Linked DNA regions of Homo sapiens: region 1 is linked to region 2. A link is a contact called in ENCODE Hi-C data. All regions are on one chromosome and are shown on one strand. The core of a region is the stretch at or near the end of the contact, and the rest is flanking DNA. Distances in the headings are between cores, read along the strand shown. Region 1 has its middle 24 kb from the start of COCH. Region 2 holds the start of G2E3 (G2/M-phase specific E3 ubiquitin protein ligase).

Evidence for each region. Hi-C counts contacts between places; a loop is a spot of excess contacts on that map. Pooled maps may share reads with other maps.
Region 1: a pooled map shows a loop between it and region 2 (3-fold over the local background). The contact joins the enhancer-like site here to the promoter of G2E3 in region 2. A Hi-C loop is called at or near these places in 5 of 37 single-sample maps with no recorded cell type and 3 of 50 pooled maps.

What each region holds. Positions count from the first base shown.
Region 1 is chr14:30,847,811-30,852,492 of GRCh38, forward strand. No RefSeq gene overlaps it. Among named protein-coding and RNA genes, the nearest start is that of COCH, 24 kb to the right of the region's middle. Within about 2 kb of position 1,666, at least 3 of the 41 ENCODE cell types and tissues checked have a DNase peak (open chromatin) inside an H3K27ac peak, as active enhancers do.
Region 2 is chr14:30,557,724-30,562,059 of GRCh38, forward strand. G2E3 (G2/M-phase specific E3 ubiquitin protein ligase) reads left to right here and starts at 1,435. Exons shown (of 15, transcript NM_017769.5): 1 at 1,435-1,549. It overlaps G2E3-AS1 (G2E3 antisense RNA 1), which reads right to left. Exons shown (of 4, transcript NR_151720.1): 3 at 3,014-3,112. RefSeq lists an enhancer at 1,101-1,290.

The DNA.
Region 1 (4,682 bases), core at 416-2,915, 290 kb after region 2:
GGAATAATATGCTCCTTAGAAATTTGGTAGAACTACCTGTAAAACATCCAAGACATAGAGTTTTCTTAGTGGGAAAACATCACTGATAGTTTGATTTTTTTTAAATAGTCTTAGGACAATTCAGGCTTTCTATTTATTTTTTCTAAATTTTTATTTATTTGTTTTAATTGAGAAATAAAAATTGTATATATTTATCATGTACAGCATGCTTTGAAATAGGTACACATTGTGGAATAGCTAAATCGAGCTAATTAATATATATATTACCTCACATACATATCATTGCTTTGTGATGAGAACACTTCAAATCTATACTTAGCAATTTTCAAGAATATAATGCATTGTTATTAACTATAGTCTGCATATTTTACAACAGCTCTCCTTTTTTTTCAAAACAGGTTTTTCCTAGGATCTATGGAATAGATTAGTTCTGGAAAATTTAAAGCCCATATCTCTTTAAATATTGCCTACAATTTTCTCTCTAGTCTCACTTTTTGGGACTCGGTTAAATATATATTAGATTTCCTCACATATCTACTTTTTTATGTTTTCCAATTCCTTTTCTGCCTTTCCTGGAGTGATTATGGCTGTATTAAATCTGCTGTCAAACCCATTCATTGAGTCCTTAAATTTTTAACAATTGTATTTTACATTTTCAGAAATTCCCTTTTATTTCCAAGTCTACCTATTTATTCCTGCTGGTTTTTTTGTTACTTACTTATCTTTTTGATTGTGTCCATTATTTCTTTAAGTTTTTTTTTTTCTTAGAGACAGAGTCTCACTCTGTTGCCCAGACTAGAGTGCAGTGGTGAGATCATAGCTCGCTGCAATCTCCAACTCCTGGGCTCAAGAGAGCCTCTTGCTTCAGCCTCCCAGGTAGGTAGGGCAACAGGCGTGCCCCACCATACCTGGCTACTTTTTTCTTATTTTTTGTAGAGATGGGGCTCTCAATATGTTATCTAGTGTGGTCTCAAATTCCCAGCCTCCAGCGATCCTCTTGCCTCCATCTCCAAAAGAGATTACAGGCATGATCCACCACACCCTCCCCTTTAAATATTTTTAACATAGCTTCCCTATATTGTGCAACTGACAACTCTAATAACTGAAGTCTATGGGGAAGGGTCTAAATCTGTTTTTTTTTTTTCTATTGATCTCACTCAGCTTGGCTTGCATTGCAATGTGCATGGTGAACTTTGATTGTGAAATGATTGCTTAATCTGCAAACTAAATTGTTGAAGATTTCCCCCAGAGACAATTTGTTTTTTGCTTCTTCTTTTACCAGCAGCAAAAGGCAGTACTACCCTGGGATGACATCAGCCCCTTGGCACAGTCGAAGCTCACATTGGATGTTCCAAGCTCAGTTTTCTTACCTGGCCACCAATATCTTGGTAGCAGCATGACTATTGACATCTACTCTCAGGGAAAGCTCATCTCACACTTTCATTGCCCACGGCTCTGCTGGTTGTTGTATTTGCTGGGAGAGGGTCCTTGGAGATCTTACTACCTCTTATGAGACCAGACGTGCCTGAGAGACTGTCCTAAAGAGCCACACTGACAGAAGCAGAAATCTGTGGTGGTTTGTTCTGTGTTGACTCGGTCAAACTGAAATCATGTTTCCCAAAATCTTCTCCCTTCTATGGCTGTGGGCTTAATTGGCCAAGAGGATCTTGTGTGAGATTTAGAAGACAGAAGTGAAACAATAGCCATTATGTTCTGAAAGTCTGTCATCAGACACAGTGACAGAAATATGCAAAGGTGCCCAGCAGGCTCCAGCTGGTCTTTGGTCTCCTGTGTTCTAGAACAGTTCCTCTGTATAGCTCTTCTTCCCAACCACTGACCTTGTTGGCCAACAGCAGCCCATACCTACAACCAGACACACAGCTGGTGGCCAAACAGCTTCCTGCAGACCTTCCCAAGGGGTTCCCAATCAACAGATGTGGTTTCTCCTATCCTGGCTGATGACCTCTTCTATCACCTTATTCCCCTACAGGGCCTTCACTTCCCAGCTCCTTCCCAATTGTGTAAGATCTAATTCCCATACGAATCACTTATCTCATAACACTCATAATCTCTCTTCTCTTCAGACTGAATTCTGACTAATATATCCCCATGGCTTTTTTATTTAGCATAATCAATTATTTTTTTTAAGCCCAGAATGTACGTATGAACCTTTCCCTCAACCAATCAACATTTACTTACTTCTGCTGTATGCTAGACACTGTCCCAGTCTTTGAGAAAATTTAAAAAATTGTTTTCAAGGATAGACAAATACCTATGAATCATATTGTTGTGAGATAAATTAAATGACAGAACTCTGCACAGACCCAAAAGAGGAGCATCTATCATGCTCGGTTTAGTCACAGAAGACTTTCAAATGAAGTAAGCCTCAAGCTGAGTCTTAAAACAAGTCACTCAAATTTGAGAAATGCAGGGCCTCTTCTTTTAAGAGGGTTTAGTCTGTTCATGAGCTGCTGTGTATTGATAATTCTTCCACCATTTTCCTCCATCCTAAATCAAAATATCCTCTACTATAGCAGTCTATGTTATATTTAGATATTTAGTTTGCAAATAGTGATTCAGTTCTACCAAAACATTTGTCACATTAAATGAATGTTGTTAATTTAGAATTAACAGGTTTCATAGTTTTTATATTTAATTTGTAAGTTTTTTTGCTTTTATAAGACTAATAAAAGAAATATATACCTAATTTTGTGTATATACATAGTTAAGTAATGCTTTTATATAATTAATTCAAGTTAACACCAGAACTTTATTTTCTTTAGGGGAAATCTCTTCATTGCTCATCTTGAGAAACACTGGGAGTCATCACTGACTACTTCCTCTAACCCTCACCTCCTAACCTTCCATCCTCAGGAGATAAACAATCACCAAGTCATGTTGATTGAGCATCATAAATATTTCTTCTTCTCCACTCCATCTTCACTACCTCCACCTTAGTTGAGTCTCTTCAATGGTTTTTCATCAGAAGATCTATCTACAAGATCAGATCCAAGCTCCTTCATATTGGGTCTCTGTACTCTGTGTTCTGATCTTCACTTGCCACAAGTGTGTCATTGCACAGCAAGCTGTCTCTGTTTTTTTCTCATAAATGCATGAGTTTCATAAAAATGCATGGCCCCCAACACAACTGTCATAAACACAGATGCATACACGGGCAATGAAATATGATGGCAGAACTTAGTTGTGAAGTGGTCAGCCTGATGACCTAGAATATACCTGCATCACATTTTTAAAATTATCATCAAAATAAGAAACACAACATTTTGGCCAGGCACAGTGGCTCATGCCTGTAATCCCAGCACTTTGGGAGGCCAAGGTGGGCGGATCACAAGGTCAGGAGTTCAAGACCAGCCTGGCCAATATAGTGAAACCCCATCTCTACTAAAAATACAAAAATTAGCCGGACGTGGTGGCAGGCACCTGTAGTCCCAGCTACTCGGGAGGCTAAGGCAGGAGAATCGCTTGAACTTGGGAAGCAGAGATTGCAGGTTTTAAAATTCTCACAGGTAACTCATGAACAATGCCCTCTGCCCTTCTGAGTAAATCCTAAGCAAATGCATGGCACAGTACTCTCAACCCAGGCTGCACCCATGAAGAGGAGATCCTCAGTTAAAAGTTCTAATGGCCAATAATACTGGCTACTAGGCAATTATTCGAGAGGATTTAACCCAAAAATAGGAGCATTAAATCAAGAAACTATACAGGCTAAGGAAGAGGTATTATTAAGCAGAACAAGCTAAGATGTTTTATTAATCTTAAAGTCTTGACGATAATTATAAGGAGGTCAATAACTCAAAGTATTCGATGTGCTGCCTTTGCCCATTCTCTGCCAGAGTGCCCCAACTTGTTAACCTACACAATTGTTTCAGAATGCCACTGTTATTCCTACATGCTGCTGATAGAATGTAGTCCTTCAAATCTATAACAGTTAGGTAATCTGCTTTTTTAAAGGAAAGTGCCAAATCTATTGGTGTGTTGATAATTTGGTAATGAGATAAGTTGCTGAACAAGATAGATTCATTCATTCGTTCATCAAATATTCATCAAGTGACAATTACATGGCACTGGGAACGCAATAGTGAACAAGAAAAAGTCCCTGCCATCATTGCATGTACATTCAATGGTGACAGATGGTTTAATAAATAAGCAAATTTAATAAATCAGCAAATAAATAAGGAAATAAGATCCAATGTAAAAAGTACTATAGAAAAAATAAGCCAGGGTAAAAAAAAAGAGAGCAACTGGAGGTGGTTATTTTTGCTAGTCATTTCTAGGGATTTTCAGATCAATAGGCACTTTTCCTCTTTGCATCTAGGGGTCTGTACTAAAAATTTCAAGCTTCCTTTCCTAACTGCCATCCAGATGTTAAGAGATTGAGGCTCAGGTGGGTGCTGTGGCTCATGCCTGTAATCCCAGCACTTTGAGAGGCCGAGGCGGGTGGATCATGAGGTCAGGAGTTTGAGACCAGCTGGCCAACATGGTGAAACTGTCTCTACTAAAAATACAAAAAAATTAGGGGGGAATGGTGGTGGGTGCCTGTCATCCCAGCTACTTGGGAGGCTGAGGCAGGAGAATCTCTTGAACCAAGGAGGCAGGGTTTGCAGTGAGCCAAGATCGCGCCCCTGCACTCCAGTCTGGGTGACAGAGTGAGACTCCATCTC
Region 2 (4,336 bases), core at 185-2,684:
ATCAGATGCTAAAGTATCATAACTTACATGTATTTAACCCCTTCCTTATTTGTAGACACAGATTATTTTCTATCTTCCACTGTTAAAAACAGTACATCAGTTAATAGCTTTACACACCCCCTGTGTCAGATTACCTGTAGCATAGGTTCTCAGAAATCTAGTAAACCTTTCAAACTGTATTTTTTTTTTTTTTTTTTTTTTTTTTTTGAGACAGAGCCTCGCTCTGTCGCCCAGGCTGGAGTGCAGTGGCGCAATTTCTGCTCACTGCAAGCTCCGTCTCCCGGGTTCACACCATTCTCCTGCCTCAGCCTCCCGAGTAGCTGGGACTACAGGCGCCTGCCATCACGCCCAGCTAATTTTTTGTACATTTAGTAGAGACGGGGTTTCACCATGTTAGCCAGGATGGTCTCGATCTCCTGACCTCGTGATCCACCCGCCTCGGCCTACCAAAGTGCTGGGATTACAGGCGTGAGCCACCGCGCCCGGCCCTCAAACTGTATTTTTGACAAAGGCTAAAGGTATGCTGTCATGGTTTGGTTTGTACTGATCCGTTTAGGTAATTCAATGTTATTAGATGTGAGGATGATCTGGTGGCAACATCAATCACAGCCATAAAGGTCAGAGTTATTTAGCGCCCCTCACCCCCTAGCATTTCCAGTCCTTCCTTTAGTTTCTGGAAGCTCCCAGATGTCTCTTCAGAAGCTTAAGACGTTTTGGATCAAAGACATACTGTGGTCCTCGATAAAGGAAAAGATACTGTTGTTTCAATAATCTCACGGGACAATACTTAATAATCTCGTAAAGTGAGCCCTTATCTGAGGGGGGAAATAAAATTTATTGCCTTCTAACACCATCAAATAGTTTATTTGAGACCAGGAATTGGTCCGACCACTTATTTTCAACTTTTGGCTGAATACGGGTGAACTTGGCTTTTTGTTTTCCCTAAACCCAGGACAGAAATAAATTAAAAGCCCTGACTGTGCCGGGATAGGACTGAGAGGCCCAGGAAAGGCTGCACTAAGTACTTGGAGGGTTTGTTTTTTTCCTTCTTGCTGCTGCTGCTGTTTCCTCGAGGATGAAGGGAAAGATAAAACCCTCCTGCCTCCGTTCGTGCTTTCATTCGCCCCATTCCTCGAAGGTGACGAAACTTCAGCACATCTCTGTCCATTTTGGAAAAAAGAGGATCCCCTCAAGAGCAAATAGGCGGAAACAATGACCCCGCGCCCGGAGTTTTTCTGAGCTCCTAAATAGGGAGAGAGACCCGACAAAACAAACAAGCGAAGGCGACACAGCCAGGTTAGCACCGAGCAGCAGCGCAGGAGCGCCAGAAGGGCGGGAGCACACGGGCCCTTCCCCACAGCCAGCGCCTCCGCGGGTCCCACCCCTCGAGGGCGGGGCCGACCGCTCTTTCCGGGTTTGCGAGCGGAAGTGGACGAATTTGAATCCTGTGGGCCGTTGAATGTGGCTGCTCGCGGTCGGCGTGCCCCGACGTACAGCGGGCCGGGAAAAGTGGCACTGAGGCTCTGGAACTTCTGCCCAGCTCTCCTTGGTGAGTAAATGGGGAACGGGAAGACGCAGAACGTTCCAGAGAGAGAAGCAGGACCGTGGGGTGGGAGAGGGTGTCAGGAGGCCGGACGTCGCAGCCGGGGCCTCGCAGTGCTTTTGGGGACGTCTGGTGCTGGGGCCCGGCCTGGAGACTAAGGGAATTCGGGGCACTGGGGGCGTTTGCTGGACCAGCGCTCTCGACGGTTGCGCACGCCAGCCAGCTCTCAGTGTTGAGGATTCGGAGGCCCTGCCGGTCCCCCGCGAGTAAACCTTGTTTATACGCATCCTCCGTGGCTTTTTTTAAACCCGTAGTTTATTATTTCCACCAATTCGGCTCGAATGCTGAAATTTTAACAGTAGTTAAATCTCACTGTGAAGGCGTTGCCACGTTTAAACAAATCTCTTTTAATGAAAGATGGAAGGTTGGGGCGGGTTTAGAATGAAAAGATGCTCTACGTGGCTCCGCGTTCCTCCTGAGAGAGATACCCGGGCAACCTTGATTAACTCTGGACTGCAGGGAAGTGACAGTCTTTGAAATGCCTGAGTGGGATTTAAACTGAAATTCGAGTGTCCTTTGTATTTAAAACCCGGATATTTTTCTTTCACGGTTGACATTTTTCATGTACCGCAAAAATCCGAGACTCCTATTTAAACCGGCTGTGGTAACAGCGGTGGTGATTAACTAGGGTCTTAGTTTGCAAACAATAGGGATAAGGTTTAGTTCCACCGCCCTGCCTTTTCGCCTCCCTCATTCATTGGCCAACTGGGTTATTATGGAGTCTTTTTGGAAGTAATCCACTAATGCTTTGAGCATCTGTTTCTTTGGGTTTTATTGTTTTGGGCTTTTTTTTTTTTAATTTTTAATGATGAACTATCTGAAATATGGAACTCTGTCTAACCCAGTAGTAAAGTCATGCCTTCTGGAATGGTTTAAAAGTGTGCCATAAATGTAAACTATAAATGGGAACTTTAAATGTGTACAAGTTTTACATCTTTATTAAAAATCGTCAGTTTTGTGTAGCTTAATACGAAAAGATATTTTAAGTTCCTTTTAAGGTTTTAACACCAGGATATTGTACCATTTAAATGTATAAATATATTTTTAAAAGTAGGACTTCATAATAATCAGAATAAAAACATTCCTTCATCCAGTGCTGGCTATTCCAGCACCCCCATTCTTCCTGCTATTGAACTTTTAAGTGTTAGCCAGGAAGAATAGACTTAAATACTCGGTGTTTAGGATAGTTAAAATATGAGCATTTTTCATATAGTGTCTTTGTAACAGAGACATTGGCTATACTTCTCTAAGCCTTTCTGCTCATTTCATATGTGCTGTCAACAAATGGTAATTTTTAAAAATTGATCGCTATATCCTAATCTCTTTATTTTTTTCTACCTGAATTATTTTCATTGGATTTTTGCTCTTTCTTAAATCAGTGAGTTTCAGAATTTATTGTGTATACACTACCTTGAAGGATTTGTTCAACAATGCTGATTCCTGCACTTCAGATCTCAGATTCTGAATCAGTAGGTCTGGAGGATGGCATTGAACAGTCTGCATATTTAACTGAAAGGTTAGAAAATACTGTGAGTTTTCAAAACACTGATTTGATCTTTCCTAGAAAGGCATTATAATGTGTTGATTAAAGACATGGAACTGGGGCCAGATTGCCTTGGTTTGAAGCCCATCTCCACCACTTGATAGCTAGGTGACCCTGGGCAAGCTGTTTAACCTCTCTGCTTCATTTCCCTCTACCGTATGATGAGGTTACCTACTTTGTAGGATTATTGTGAGGATTGAATGAGTTAATATATACAAAGACCTTAAAATAGTGTGTGCCACATAGCAAATGATACATAAGTCTCCAATTACATTGAGTTACTAAACTGTAAAAACCGCATCACATACATTCTCTCATTAATCTTTACAATATCGCTGAGGTAGTTACTATCTTCAAATAAGAAAACAGGCTAAGAGGGGCTCGGTAATTTGTTCTCACACAACTAGTAACACGTTGGAACTGAAGTCGGAAATTAGATTTAACTCAAAAGTTTATGCTTTTTTAAAAAAGTAATATTTCTTGCCTCTCTTCAGTCTCCCTCCAGATGTTGCTCCATAAGTATCTCTGATGGCTTCTCATTGTCTACCATATATAATTCAAATTTCTTAGCTTTGCTTTTTATTTACAGAGCCCTTCAGAGTCTGGTACCAACTTCTCTTCCCAAGGACCATCTTCATAATATTACACCAGTCTCTTCCAACCTGCTGATGTTCTATCAATACTACTAGAATTCTCCAAATCTATCTCTTATTACATTTTATGCATATTTAGCCATTGGCCTTTTTATTTCCCCTTAAGATTTTACTCAAATGGGTTTAAAGACTTCTCCAGGCTGTGCTTTTTGCTTATAAATATATAGTGCGAGACTGCCCTTGTCCTTTTAATTTTTATGTCTGCAGTGCACAGTGCAGAACAGTGAGTGTCATGATACTCTGAAACTGTGTATGTTCAGTGAGTACTTATTATTTTAACAATTTAACACATTTTGTCTTGGGTTAATGACTCAAAAAGTTGTTGCTTTTTTTTTTTTAAGGCTTGGCTTTTTTCTGAGATGATAGCATATAATTCTGTGTAGTTTAGTAGAGATTTTAGTGATAGCATATGGTTTATAAACTATGGAAAAATAAGTATTGAAATTATAGGCTCAGAGGACATTTCAAGTGGCAAAAAATCAGGAGCAATGTTTGTTAATATTCATGAATTTAAAATGCTTTATACATATTTTCTCA